Linked DNA regions of Homo sapiens: region 2 is linked to region 1. The links are chromatin contacts, found by POLR2A ChIA-PET in ENCODE. All regions are on one chromosome and are shown on one strand. The core of a region is the stretch at or near the end of the contact, and the rest is flanking DNA. Distances in the headings are between cores, read along the strand shown.

The links. ChIA-PET counts read pairs that join two places held with the same protein, here RNA polymerase II (POLR2A).
Region 2: POLR2A ChIA-PET joins it to region 1 with 13 read pairs in T-cell. The contact joins two enhancer-like sites. POLR2A ChIA-PET finds 5 or more read pairs at or near these places in 2 of 52 experiments (K562 and T-cell).

The regions. Positions count from the first base shown.
Region 1 is chr2:26,041,456-26,048,935 of GRCh38, forward strand. All of the region lies in intron 1 of RAB10 (RAB10, member RAS oncogene family), which reads left to right. It also overlaps the pseudogene RNU6-942P. Among named protein-coding and RNA genes, the nearest start is that of RAB10, 11 kb to the left of the region's middle. Within about 2 kb of position 3,041, at least 11 of the 41 ENCODE cell types and tissues checked have a DNase peak (open chromatin) inside an H3K27ac peak, as active enhancers do.
Region 2 is chr2:70,131,563-70,138,831 of GRCh38, forward strand. No RefSeq gene overlaps it. Among named protein-coding and RNA genes, the nearest start is that of LINC01816, 9.9 kb to the left of the region's middle. RefSeq lists enhancers at 1,973-2,282, 4,186-4,245, 4,306-4,355, 6,709-7,250, 7,251-7,269. Within about 2 kb of position 4,494, at least 22 of the 41 ENCODE cell types and tissues checked have a DNase peak (open chromatin) inside an H3K27ac peak, as active enhancers do.

The sequences.
Region 1 (7,480 bases), core at 1,791-4,290:
TTGCTTAAACCCGGGAGGCGGAGGTTGCAGTGAGTTGAGCTCGTGCCACTGCACTCAAGCCTGGGTGACAAGAGTGAGACGCTGACTCAAAAAAAAAAAAAAAAAAAAAAAGAATGTTAGCTGTTTGGCTTAATAGGGCAAGACTGCTCTTAGAAATTGAAAGGTTGGGGCTGGGTTTGGTGGCTCACGCCTGTAATCCCAGCACTTTGGGAGACCGAGGCGGGCAGATCACCTAAGGTCAGAGTTCGAGACCAGCCTGGCCAACATGGTGAAACCCTGTCTCTACCAAAAATACAAAATTAGCTGGGCGTGGTGGCGCATGCCTGTAATCTCAGCTACTCTAGAGGCTGAGGCAGGAGAACCGCTTGAACCAGGGAGGCGGAGGTTGCGGTGAGCCGAGATCGTGCCATTGTAATCCAACCTGGGCAACAGGAGCAAAACTCTGTCTCAAAAAAAAAGAAAAGAAAAAGAGAAATTGAAAGGTTGTTTGAAAAATAGGCTTAAGAGAGTTACTGCTTTTGGATGAGAAGATTTCAGTGGTTGATTTGACCATAACCATCTTGGTAGTATGAGCTCAGGAATGCGTTACTTATTAGTGATGTGGGAATTACATGGATTTGTCCCCAAAGCACAAGCTTTTAGTGGGCTGCTTCTATACTGGATGTGCTACCTTTTGGTGTCATTAATCCTTTCTCCACCACAGGCTTACTCATTTTTTAACAGGGAATATTTTTCACTGGGAATTGGAGTCTCTCGGCTCCATGTAAGAAATCAAGTTGGTAAAGGCTCTTGTCCCTAAGAGAGGTATAATACATACATTTTGTTGTCAGGATGATTTTGCTAAGTTTTGGAAGAGTAGGTTGGTTCCACTAACCTGCATTTAAGAAATGATTGATTAGGCTGGGTGCTGTGGCTCACACCTGTATTTCCAACACTTTGGGAGGCTGAGGCAGGAGGATAGCTTGAGCTCAGGAGTTCGAGACCAGCCTGGGCAACTTAGCGAGACCCCATCTCTACAAAAAAAAGCTTTTAAATAAAAAATTAGCTGGGTGCGGTGGTGTACACCTGTAGTCCCAGCTACTCAGGAGGCTGAGATGGGAGGATCACTTGAGCCCAGGAGTTTGAAGCTGCAGTGAGCTATGATTGTACCATCTCACTCCAGCCTGGATGACAGAGTGAGATTCTGTCTTAAACAAAAAACCCCAAAAGACCATCCAGAGTGCTTGTCTCGGTAGCATATATACTAAAATTGGAAGGATATGGAGAAGATTAGTATGGTCCCTGCGCAAGGATGACACGCAAATTTGTGAATTGTTTCATAATTACTATTTAAAAAAAAAAAACCTCTGTAGGTATTTCTCCAAAGAAGCTAAGCAGATGCCCAATAAACATATGGAAAGATGTTCAGCATCACTAATAATTAGGGAAATGCAAATCAAAACCACAGTGAGATGTTACTTTGCGACCATTTAGGATAGTTATAACAACAACAACAAACGACAAAAGCAAGTGATGAGGTTGTAGAGAAATTGGAACCTTGGTGCATTGCTGGTGGGAATGTGAAATGGTGCAGCCACAGTGAGAAACAATAGGGTGGTTTCTCAAAAAATTAAAAATGAAATTACCATATGATCTAGTGATCTCACTTCGAGTTATATCCAGGATAATTTAAATCAAAGATTCAAACAGGGCCAGGCAAGGTGGCTTATGCCCGTAAATCCCAGCACTTTAGGAGGCCAGATTACTTGGGCTCAGGAGTTCAAGACCAGCCTGGGCAACATGGTGAGATCCTGTCTCTACCAAGAAACCCCCCAAAATTAGCTGTACATGTTGGCGCATGCCTGTAGTACCAGCTGCTTGGGAGGCTGAGGTGAGAGGATCACTTGAACCCGGGAAGCGGAGGTTGCAGTGAGCTGATGATCATGCCACTGTACTCCAGCCTGGATGACAGAGCAAGACCCTGTCTCAAAACAAACAACAACAAAAAAGACTCAAACAGCTATTTGTACACCAGCATTCATAGTAGCATTATGCACGATAGCTGAAAGGTGGAAACAACTCACATGTTCATCAGTGGATAAATGGATAAACAAAATGTGGTATACACATAGAATGGAATATTATTCAGCCTTAAAAGGGAGGGAAATTCTAACATGCTACCACATGGATACGCCTTGAAAATAGTTTACTAAGTAAAATGAGTTGGACACAAAAGGACAAATAATGTGTGAGGTACCTATAGTAGACAAAATTAGTGGAATAGTGGTTACTGGGGCCTGGGGGACAGAGTAATGGGGAGTTATTGCTTAATGATCACAGAGTTTTAGTTTGGAAGGATGAAAAAGTTCCAGAGAGGAATAGTGTTGATGGTTGTATAACAGTGTGAATTAATTTAATGCCAATGAATTGTACACTTAAAAATGTTTGAAATGCATGAAAAGACAAATACTATGTGATTTCATTTATATGAATATGAGGCTATCTAAAGTCAAATTCATAGAAACAGAAATAATGGTGATTACCAGGGGCTGGGGAAGAGGGAAATAGGAAGGTGTTTAATGAGTATAAAACAACGCATTACAGTTTTGCAGAATGAAAAGGCTCTGGAGATCTGTTGCACAATGGTGTGATACACTTAACACCTACTGAACTGTACACATTAAAAATGGTTAAGATGGCAAATTTAATGTTATGTTTTAGAAAATGGTTTAAATGGTAAATGTTTTAGATATATTTTCCCCACCGCTCAACAAAACCCAAAAAACTAACACTCGACCCAGTTCTCTAAAAGAGCATTTGATCACAGACGGCCCCTCCTGTTCCAGGTGTTAGCTACTGTTAACCAGTGGTTGTGAATCAAGAGGATCCTTTATGGTACTTTCCCATGCTTTAATATCACTGGTCTGTACTTTCAGTTGTTGAAGGCAGATTTGTCTTTTTGTTGTCTGTATTTGCATAGACCTTCTTGGAATGTTAGAATCACAGAATGTTAGTGCAGGAATGAACCCTTAAATGAATTTTCAAAGTGGGAAAACTGAGACTGGTGAGGTGAAGTAACTTCCAGAAGGCCAAAAGGCCACATGGCTAATTAGTTTTTTTTTTTTTTTGAGATAGAGTTTCACTTTTGTTCCCGAGGCTGGAGTGCAGTTGCGTCATCTTGGCACACTGCAACCTCCACCTCCCGGGTTCAGATGATTCTCCTGCCTCAACCTCCCGAGTAGCTGGGATTACAGGCATGAGCCACCACTGCTGGCTAATTTTTGTATTTTTAGCAGAGACAGGGTTTCGCCCTGTTGACCAGGCTGGTCTCAAACTCCTGACCTCAGGTGATCCACCTGCCTCGGCCTCCCAAAGTGCTGGGATTACAGGTGTAAGCCATTGCGCCCCGCCAGGAGTTTTTATTAGAATCCACAGCCAATCTTATTCATAACCACATTGCTCATTCTGAGAATTTCATTGTTATGTTAAAAAAAATCAGTGATAGTTTTCCTGCTCATCAATTTCAATTTGAAAAGTAGAGTTGCTGTGGTTTTGTTTTTGTTTTTTTTTTTTGGAGGGGCACGAATAGGTAAGTAACAAGTCTTAGAATAAAATATCAAGGATTTTGTTCGGGTTACTTGTCCTTTGCCATCTTAGCGCATAATAGAGAAGAGCCGATGATGTTTCTTTTCAAGAATTGTGGTGTATAATGACGCACAAGCATGGCAAAGGAAATACTGGTATTCTCGTTTTGTTTGCAAAAGGGAGAGGCTAATAAGAGAAATACTGGCAATCTCTTTCAACTTTTTTTTTTTTTTTTTTTGAGACAGAGTCTCGTTCTGTCGCCCAGGCTGGAGTGCAGTGGCACAATCTCGGCTCACTGCAAGCTCCGCCTCCCGGGTTCACGCCATTCTCCTGCCTCAGCCTCCTGAGTAGCTGGGACTACAGGCGCCCGCCACCACGCCCAGCTAATTTTTTGTATTTTTAGTAGAGGCGGGGTTTCACTGTGTTAGCCAGGATGGTCTCGATCTCCTGACCTCATGATCCGCCCGCCTCTGCCTCCCAAAGTGCTGGGATTACAGGCGTGAGCCACCGCGCCCGGCCGTCTAACAGTAGAAGGTTGCCCAGGCAGAGCTGTGGTAGCAGTTGTGAAGAACGAAGGAGTAGGAGCTTGTTGAGTGTTGATTTACAAGTAAGAGACCATTATTTAGCACAAAATATAAATTGTATGATTAGCTGAAGAGATTTGCCTGGGAAAACTGTTTATTGAGATGGTTAAGTCATAAAGGAGGAGTTTCATTTTTATTTGATTTGATTTTTGTAGAGACAGGGTCTTGCTGTGTTGCCCAGACTGGATCAAATTCCTGGGCTCAAGCAGTCTTCCTGCCTCAGCCTCTAAAGCCACCAAGGCCAGCTTTTTAAAACTTTATTTTATATATAAAAAAAGAGTTTAAAGGATTACAAAGGATGTTGAGGTTAACAGGACATCTGAACCCAGAAGACTAAAAGTCTTGTAAAGGTCATAGAGGTGGGTCCTTCAAATAGATGAATAATTGAGGGTTTATGAAATTAGTTCATTAAATTTGGACTGTAAGAAAAGGAATTTGAGGCCCGGTGCGGTGGCTCACGCCTGTAATCCCAGCACTTTGGGAGGCCAAGGCCGGTGGATCACCTGAGGTCGGGAGTTCGAGACCAGCCTGACCAACATGGAGAAACCCTGTTTCTACTAAAAATACAAAAATTAGCTGGGCATGGTGGCGCATGCCTGTAGTCCCAGCTACTCGGGAGGCTGAGGCAGGAGAATTGCTTGAATCTAGGAGGCAGAGGTTGTGGTGAGCCGAGATCACGTCATTGCACTCCAGCCTAGGCAACAAGAGTGAAACTCCGTCTCAAAGAAAAAAAAAAAAGAAAAGGAATTTGAAAAGTTGATTAAAATGAAATTTTAGTGAAGAAAACTCAGTCTTAAGGGAAATCTGAAATGAGAAAAACGTTTTTATTTGAAGACAGTGCAGTGTATTTTGGGTTGCAAGCATAAGTGATTGCTTGATGTTTATTCTTCTTTCCAGAGCTGAAAAATAATATTTTTGAGGAAAACAGCAACTATTAATGGAATGCTACATTTCTTTTTTTTATTTATTATTTACTGTTGATTAAAAAAAATTAATAGAGATGGGGTCTCGCCATGTTACCCAGGCTGGTTTCGAACTCCTAGGCTCAATCAGTACTCCTGCCTCAGCCTCCCAGAGTGCTGGGATTTATAGGTGGGAGCCACCACGCCTGGCCTAGAATGCTGTGTTTCACATACGACCCAGAAACAGAGCTTCCAAGGTTTAAAACATTAGAAAATGGAAAAACCATTATTCTGGAGACCCAAAAAGTACATCATATCAAAATTAGAACAAAGGACAGTGTTGATTTGTTTCTTTCGTATAATTAGCAATGCTTCTGTACAGACTTTTTTTAAGTTGAAATTTTTATTAAGATAATTGTAATTTCTCATGCAGTTGTAAAAGGTAATACAAAGGGATCTCTTGTATACTTTGCCCAGTTTCTTCCAATGGTAGCAGTTTTGGGAAATTTTTATAACATCACAACCAGAATATTGACATCTGGTGTAGTACACCAGCCTTATTAAAATTCCCCAGTTTTATTTTTATTCATTTGTGTGTATATGAAATTTGGTACAATTTTGTCATTCATAGGTTCATGTATCCACCACCATAGTCAATATACAACAGTTCCAAGGAACAAGGACCCTTCATGTTCTTTTGTAATTATAGCCTCCCGATATTTCTACACTCCAAACCTTGGTAACTATGAAACTGTCCTCCATTTCTAAAATTTTGTCATTTTACAAATGTTGTATAAATGGAATCATATAGAATGTAACCTTTTGGGATTGGCTCCCCCCCACCCCCCAACTCAGCATAATTCCCTGGAGATTAATCCAAGTTGTGTGTATCATTTGTTTTGTTTGTTTGTTTGTTTGTTTTTTTATTGAGACAGAGTCTTGTTCTGTCGCCTAGGCTGGAGTGCAGTGGCACAATCTCGGCTCACTGCAACCTCTGCCTCCCAGGTTCAAGTGATTCTCCTCGCCTCAGCCTCCTGAGTAGCTGGGATTACAGGCACCCACCACCATGCCCAGCTAATTTTTGTATTTTTAGTAGAGATGGGGTTTGACTACATTGGCCGGGCTGGTCTTGAACGCCTGACCTCAGGTGATCTGCCTTGCCTGCCTCGGCCTCCCAAAGTGTTGGGATTACAGGTGTGAGCCACCATGCCTGGCCTGTTTTTTTTTTTTTTTTTTGAGACAGAGTCTCACTTTGTTGCCCAGGCTGGAGTGCAGTCGCACAATCTTGGCTCACTGCAACCCCTGCCTCCTGTGTTCAAACGATTCTCCTGCCACAGCCTCCCAAGTAGCTGGGACTACAGGCATGCACCACCACACCCAGCTAATTTTTTTGTATTTTTAGTGGAGACGAGGTTTCACCATGTTGACCAGACTGGTCTTGAACTCCTGACCTCAGGTGATCTGCCGGCCTCGGCCTTGGCCTCCCAAAGTGTTGGGATTACAGGCGTGAGCCACCGTGCCGGGCCCATTAGTTTTTTTTTTTTTTTTTTTAAATTGTTGAGTAGTATACTTCATGGTATGTACCAGTTTGTTTAATCTTTACCCATTGACCGACATCTGGGCTGATTCTAGTTTTTAGCTAATATGAATAAAGCTGCTAGGAATATTTTGTGTACAGGTTGTGTGATCATAAATTTTTGTTTCTTTGGAATAAACACCCAAAACTGCAATTGTTGGGTCACATAGTAATTGCATGTTTCGTTTTATAAGAAACTGCCAGACTGTTTCCAGAATGGCTATACCATTTTACACCCCCATCCTCAGCAGTGTATGAGTGCACTTTCTCTGCATCCTCACCAGCATTTGATAATGTTATCATACTATTTTGTACTGTAGTCATTCTGATAAGTGTGTAGTGATAATCTCATTGTGGTTTTTAATTTGCATTTTCCTGATTGCCAAAGGTGTTGAAAAGTCCTTTTATGTGCTTATTTGCCATCTTTGGAAAAATGTCTGTTCATGTGGTTGCCAATTTTCTAATTGGATTGTTTTTTAACTGTTGAGTTTAGAGAATTCTTTGTACATTTAAAATTCTAGTCTTGACCAGGTGCAGTGGCTCACACCTGTAATCCCAGCACTTTGGGAGGCCTAGGTGGGTGAGTTGTTTGAGACTAGCTTGGGCAACATGGCGAAACCCTATCTCTACAAAAAAGAAAAAAATTAGCTGGATGTGGTGGTGTGCACCTGTAGTTTCAGCTATCTGAGAGACTGAGATGGGAGGATCAGCTGAGGCCAGGGAGGTTGAGGCTGCAGTGAGCTGTGATCACTCCAGCCTGGGCGACAGTGAGACTCTATCTCAATACAATAAAATAAAATTCTAGTCCTTTGTTGGATATGTGGTTTACAGATATTTTCTTCCAGTCTGTAGCT
Region 2 (7,269 bases), core at 3,244-5,743, about 44 Mb after region 1:
TTGCTTGAACCCAGGAGGCGGGGGTTGCAGTGAGCTGAGATCGCGCCACTGAACTCCATCCTGGGCAACAAGAGCAAAACTCTGTCTCAAACAAACAAACAAACAAAAAATTCCTCTTTACAGAGGAGGCAATTAAGACCCATTGTCAATCACCTAGTAGGCATCGGGACTGGGGTTTGAAAGCACATGTCTCTAAAGTCCATGCTTTTATTTGTAATGCCAAAAGACTGGAAACAATCTAAACACCCCTTGATGGGAACCAGTTAAATTATAGTAGTCCATACAATGTAATACTCTACAGCCGCAAAGATAGATAAAAATGAGGATACTCTCATATACCGATAAGGAAATGTCACCAAGATAGGGTGTTAAAGCGGGGGAAAAACCCAACAAACGTGTAGAACGTGTACAGACTGGCACTAAATATGTTAAAATGGAGTAAGGAAGGGTATAGATTTGTTTTAGCTTGTATGTGTAGAAAAACAACGTTAGAAGGATAAACAAAAACCTTATAACAGGGTTATCTATTTAGGGTGGGGGAAAGTGGGCATTTGGGGGACAGGGACAGAAGAGATGTACATCTTTTCATTTTTTTTAGTTTTAAACATATAAATAAATTATCTGTTCAAAAAAGCAAATGCATATAAACATTTTTTTAAGCAACATGAAATTAAACAAAACTGCTGTCCCTTCCTTCCACTGTACCATGTGCCTTAGACATCTTTGGAGGGCAGTCTGTCCTCTTTTCCAGTGAGTTGCACAGGGCAGCAGGCCTCAGGACACCCTGGCAGCTCTAAGGATGGCTTCAGCACAGCCTGGGGAAGGAAGCCCTGCCAGCAGGCAGCGCCAGGCCAAGTGTACCCTCTTTCCTTATCCCTGACTTAGAAAAACAAAACCGATAGGCAAATCCACTCATCGGCATTTCTGAATCCAGTTGTTAACCAATCCTCTTCCTGCCCTTTACTCTCCTTTTCTTCCTTTTTCCAGAAAATCCTGGAAAGCTCTGCAGCTACTTTGCAAAGTGCTTTACTAGCTCTGGCTGCCTTGTTGTTTTCCTTTTCTCATTTGGCCTGTGTCATCCTCTCAGGCAAGTACTGCAGTCAGACTTCCTGCCAGCTTGCCTGCTGGGTTCATCTGTCTTTAAAACACAAAACAAAACAAAACAAAAAGCCTGTATTTTCATAGAACCTACAAACCTCAAATTCGAAGTTATTTTGTCCAACTCTCCACCCAGAGCAGAAGATCCTAGTTGTAAAATTTAGCAGAGTAAATCCACTTGGTTTTAAAGCCCAATTCTGTGGTTTCACTTTGCCCATCCAATCAACTCGGAGTAACAGCTCTCATAAAATATTTGCTCTTGTGAAGAATCCCACGGGGCAGGTCTATTTGTGTGTGGAGTCTAGTGGTGCAGTCAGCACCAGTAAATTTCCATTCAGTAATTCAGTGACTGTTAATCGACACCTAATATGTATCCATCACTGTCTGAGGCCCTGTGCTAGGGACAGAAACAAACACCGAGACTCAGCCCCTGCCCTCAAATCTCTAACAGCCATGTTAGGATACCTTCAGGTCATCAAGCCAGGTCATTAGTGCCTGGCCTAATTTGTTTTGTTTTTAAAAAGCCATTTGCAAGGTATCAGTTATATCACTGTGTTGTGGACATTTTCATGGTGAGCTATGTGTCGGAAATATGATTTATGGGAATGGCTTTCTTTTCTCTCTTTTTTAAGGTTTTGGGGAAATAGCTTTTATACTGCAAAGATAATGGCCAAAGCTCAAACTCTAGGTAATGTAATCCATATAAGATTAATTAGCCTTTCAGGGTGTTAATTTTGTCATAACAGTGTCATAGCTTTCAGCTTTCATTAGCTAGAATTCCTTGGCTAATGTGCAGGAAATTTGAGATGTCTGCCAGGTGTGTTCGGTGAAAGATTTTACAAAATCAAATGTGAGTCTAAAAGCAAGTCATTTTGAGAGACACTGAGCTTGGCAGAGATTCAGGTGTCTAGAACCATACCATATACTCCCCAGAGAATGCTGGGCCAGAACATGTCTTCCCTTGAGCGTTGTTCAATTCACTGGGCACACGGAGCAGAGGACTCCGTGGAGGCAGCATGCTCACTCCCCATTACACACGCACAGCATCACCAGGAACCATACCTCGACATTCATTCTTTGCTGGCTTATTCTCAAAGGAAAACCCCAACCAGAAGATAATGAACACCACAGACTGTTGGAAGCAGCAAGAAGCTACCACACATTTGTGGCTCCCACACATCCACCCAAAACACACCAGCAGGAAGAAAGAGCAATATATTACTCAGGTTTCCTGTCAGGACATCCTGGCTTGAAACACAGGTCTGTCACTTAAAAATATTAAGATAACCCGCAGATGGGAAACTGCTTCATTATGTCCTTGGGAATCTCAGAAAACTGTCAGCTTATGAAATAGAGCTCAAAAGCAAGTAGAAAATCACCCATTCCCATTGATGACGGGTAGTTTTTCTTCCAGGCAAAGAGGATCACAGGAACATGGGGGCATGAAATGACTGAAGGAATCTGGGCTGGGGAAGGCCCCATGCAGTTTCTGGGCAGACTGGGTCTTGTCTCAGACCAACAACCTTGGTCCAAATTTGTCATAAGGACATGACAAACTCAGTATACAAGCATTACCGCGTAAGTAGTAGGCCCTATTTTGTTGGTGACTGAAGATTGCCTTTGAATTCCCCAGTGCCCATAGGCCCTGCACGCCTCACCATCTGCCATTGAACAGTGTAAGGTGTAAGCAGATCAGCTCAGCAGAACAGTATAAGGCTACACTTTGAACAGTAGCTGTCTCCTTGGGGGAACCCTACAATGAAGGGGAATCCATTAAAAGGAGGGTATAGGCTAGATGTCTGTTCTCCAGGCTTGTCATGGCAAGCTCAGGATCAGAGAGACCACCCATCCATTCATCAATGCATTCATTCACTCATTCAATAGACATCTATAGAGCACTTTTTTTTTTTAGACGGAGTCTCTCGGTTGCCCAGGCTGGAATGCAGTAGTGCGATCTAGGCTCACTGCAACTTCCGCCTCCTGGGTTCAAGCAATTCATCTGCCTCAGCCTCCTGAGCAGCTGGGACTACAGGCATTAGCCACCACGCCTGGCTAATTTTTAAAATATTTTTAGTAGACATGGGGTTTTACCATGTTGGTCAGCCTCGTCTCGAACTCCTAACCTCAAATGATCTGCCTGCCTCGCCTCCCAAAGTGCTGGGATTACAGAAATGAGCCACCACATCCGGATTTTTTTTTTTTTTTTTTTTTTTTTGAGACAGGGTCTTGCTCTGTCACTCAGGCTGGAGTGCAGTGGTGCAATCACGGCTCACTGCAGTCTCAACCTCCTGGGCTCAAGCAATCCTCCCTCCTCAGCCTCCCAAGTAACTGGTACTACTGGCGTGTGCCACCATGCCCAGTTAATTTTTGTATGTTTTGTACAGACAGGGTCTTATGTTACTCAGGCTAGTCTTGAACTCCTAGGCTCAACCAATCCTCCAGCTTTGGCCTTCCAAAGTGTTGGAATAACAGGTACTGTTATTCCGAGTAACTGGTACTACTGGCGTGCGCCACCATGCCCAGCTAATTTTTGTATTTTTTGTAGAGACAAGGTCTTACTATGTTACCCAGGCTATTCTCGAACTCCTAGGCTCAACCAATCCTCCAGCTTTGGCCTTCCAAAGTGCTGGAATAACAGGTGTGGGCCACTGTGCCTGGCCACTGCAAATTCTTGGGAGCCTGCTGTCTCTCTTAGCCAGGTTACAATGGATACTATCTGTTAACACTAGTATTCCTACTATCCCATATTCAATCTTTACTCCTCAATCACAAACTTTTTTTTTTTTTTTTTTTGAGACAGAGTCTCATGCTGTCCCCCAGGCTGGAGAGCAGTGGCGCAGTCTCGGCTCACTGCAAGCTCCGCCTGCCAGGTTCACACCATCCTCCTGCCTCAGCCTCCCGAGCAGCTGGGACTATAGTTGCCCGCCACCACACCCGGCTAATTTTTTTGTATTTTTAGTAGAGATGGGGTTTCACCACGTTAGCCAGGATGGTCTCAGTCTCCTGACCTCGTGATCCACCCACCTCGGCCTCCCAAAGTGCTGGGATTACAGGCGTGAGCCACCGCATCCTGCCCTCAACCACAAACTTTTATTTCCTTCTGCTATTCTATCCCATGATTCTCATAAACCATCAAAATGTCTTCAGAATGCCAATTTTTTGTGTGTTCCGATTTCATCTCTGGCATGATAAACTTTATAGCTCTGAAACTCTTGGTTCAAAAAATAGTGCCGTGGAGAGCTAGGTGGTCACCCTGAGACCACAACTTGCAGTCCCTCCAGGCTCATGCCTGTATCTGTGAACAGGGAATCTCCTGAGGAAATACACGTGGTCTCCACAGATTCCACAGCCACACCCATCTCATGACCTGGATTCCTCCCCTCCCCCCTGCCCAGCCTCCACCCCCTGGGCAGGAAAAGGAGCCGAGAAAGTGAGTCTTCAGCTCCTTCCTCTTCTGCACTTAGATCTATCACATCTCACCACATCAACACTGTTATTTTCTTAGAACTATATAGTGTTTATATTTGGGGTCTAGGGTAAAATTCCATTTTCATCTATCATTGCAACTGGCTTTTCTGGCTTTCTCTTTTGGAGATCTTGGCTTATTTTTCCCCAGGGAGTGAGTCATATTCACAAACACGCCTTATCTCCTGGGACACAACCTGGTCAGTTAGCTACCCCAACTCACAGAAAATGATCACAAAGATTTTGTGTCCCTTTTACTTTTTTTTTTTTTTTTTTTTTGAGATGGAGTTTCGCTCTTGTTGCCCAGGCTGGAGTGCAATGGCATGATCTCGGCTCACCGCAACCTCCGCCTCCCGGGTTCAAACGATTCGCCTGCCTCAGCCTACTGAGGAGCTGGGATTACAGGCACCCGCCATCACGCCTGGCTAAGTTTTGTATTTTTAGTAGAGACGGGGTTTCACCATGTTGGCCAGACTGGTCTCTAACTCCTGACCTAAGGTGATCCACCCGCCTCAGCCTCCCAAAGTGCTGGAATTACAGGCGCGAGCCATCGCGTCTGGCCCCCTTTTACCTTTATATCACTCACTTCCACAAAATTTATTTAAAATTTAGAGGAAAACCTCTGTACTTCCTCCTGCCTCCCACCCCTTGTTTTTTTTATTAATTTTTTTTTTTGAGACAGACTCTTGCTCTGTCACCAGGCTGGAGTGCGGTGGCACAATATCAATTCACTACAACCTCCGCCACCCGGGTTCAAGCAATTCCCCTGCCTCAGCCTCCCAAGTCGCTGGGATTACAGGCACCCATCACTACCCCCGGCTAATTTTTTGTATTTTAGTAGAGACGGGGTTTCACCATGTTGGCAAAGATGGTCTTGATCTCCTGACCTCGTGATCTGCCAGCCTCAGCCTCCCAAAGTGCTGGGATTACAGGCGTGAGCCACCGTGCCTGGCCCCCTTGTTTTAATTTTCTCCGTAGCACTTGTCACTATCGACATACTAGATAGCTTATTCATTTGTTCATCATTCATTCATTGTTTGTCTCTCTCTCTTTCCTCACTGGAATGTAAACTTTTGGCCAGACATGGTGGCTCACACCTGTAATCCCAGCACTTTTGGAGGCCGAGGCTGGCAGATCACTTAAGGTCAGGAGTTCAAGAACAGCCTCTGGCCAACATGGTGAAACCCCATCTCTACTAAAAATACAAAAAAAATTAGCCAGGCATGGTGGTGCATGCCTGTAGGCTGCAGTGAGCCGAGATTGCGCCACTGCACTCCAGCCTGGGTGACAGAACCAGACTCCATCTCAAAAAAAAAAAAAAAAAAAAAAAGAATGTAAACTTTTTGAGGGCAGGGCTTTTGTTTGTTTTGTATATTGCTGTATTCCCAGGCCCAGCTCAGTGCCTGGCACATAAAAAATACTCAATAAAGGTTGAACAAATAAATTGGTGAATAAATAGTTGATTTTTCCTTCCTTGTCTGAGGCCTACCACTTCCCTCTCCTGCCACAATGTCTTTCCATTGGCTCAGTCCCTAAGAGATCAGATGACTGTATGTTCTGTGTAAGCTGTGGAGGCGAACCACCAAAACAGTGGGTAGTTCCTCTCCATCTCCTGCATCTCCATCTACTGATAGCACAAACATTTTGCAAGTCCTACTCACCTCCTCTGTGGCACCATCCCTTAACCTCCCACAGTGATCTCACCTTCTTCTGAACTCACAGCATCCAGTGCATGTATCATTCATCTACAATTTAGCACTTTCTGCCTTGTGTGGATAATATAATTCTCCTGAATGTGAGCAAAGCTGGCTTCCTGCACCAACCCCTTCCCCTCTTTCCAGCAGCTCCTCACTTCTTACCTCGCGGAATTTAAACAAGGACCCAGATGTGGGACTTACACTTTCAGGCTGGCCCAGTACGAGGGGACTCATCTCTCAAACACCTAGAGAGTTCACATAATGTTGAGGGACATATAAATCAAATGCCAATTTACTCACACTGAGGAATGACAGATATTCAAAATGGACTGCAACGCTTGAACTGGCCTGACTGGCCGATGTCCCCATGGGCTAAGGATTGCTTAGTAAAATGCAGACTTAGAACAAAAGTAACCAACCTAAAGTCAGGTCTCACTTTTTAAGGCAGAAGATCCTCTTTCCTGCAACAGGAGCAGCAGCCTGACCAAGGAACTCACGGAGCTTACCTGGTCTCCCACTAGCCTTGGGTCCTGCCAGGGCTGTACTTGGAAGCACAGGTACTTTCAAGGATGGCCAAACCCCTCCTGTTAAGTTTGCCAAACTGGTTTATAACCCAATTGATTAAACTTCACCTAAATTACAACCACTTTCCAGCCCCTCTCCTATTAGACTATAAGCTCCCGAGGGCCCATGCCTTGCAGGTTTCTTTTTTCTTTTTTTTTTTTGAGATGGAGTTTCGCTCTTGTTGCCCAGGCTGGAGTGCAATGGCACAATCTCGGCTCACCGCAACCTCTGCCTCCCAGGTTCAAGCAATTCTCCTGCCTCAGCCTCCCGAGTAGCTGGGATTACAGGCATGCACCACCATGCCCAGCTAATTTTGTTTTTTTGTTTTTTTGAGACGGAGTCTTGCCCTGTCGCCCAGGCTGTAGTGCAGTGGCGCAGTCTCGGCTCACTGCAACCTCCGCCTCCCAGGTTCAAGTGATTCTCCTGCCCCAGCCTCCCGAGTAGC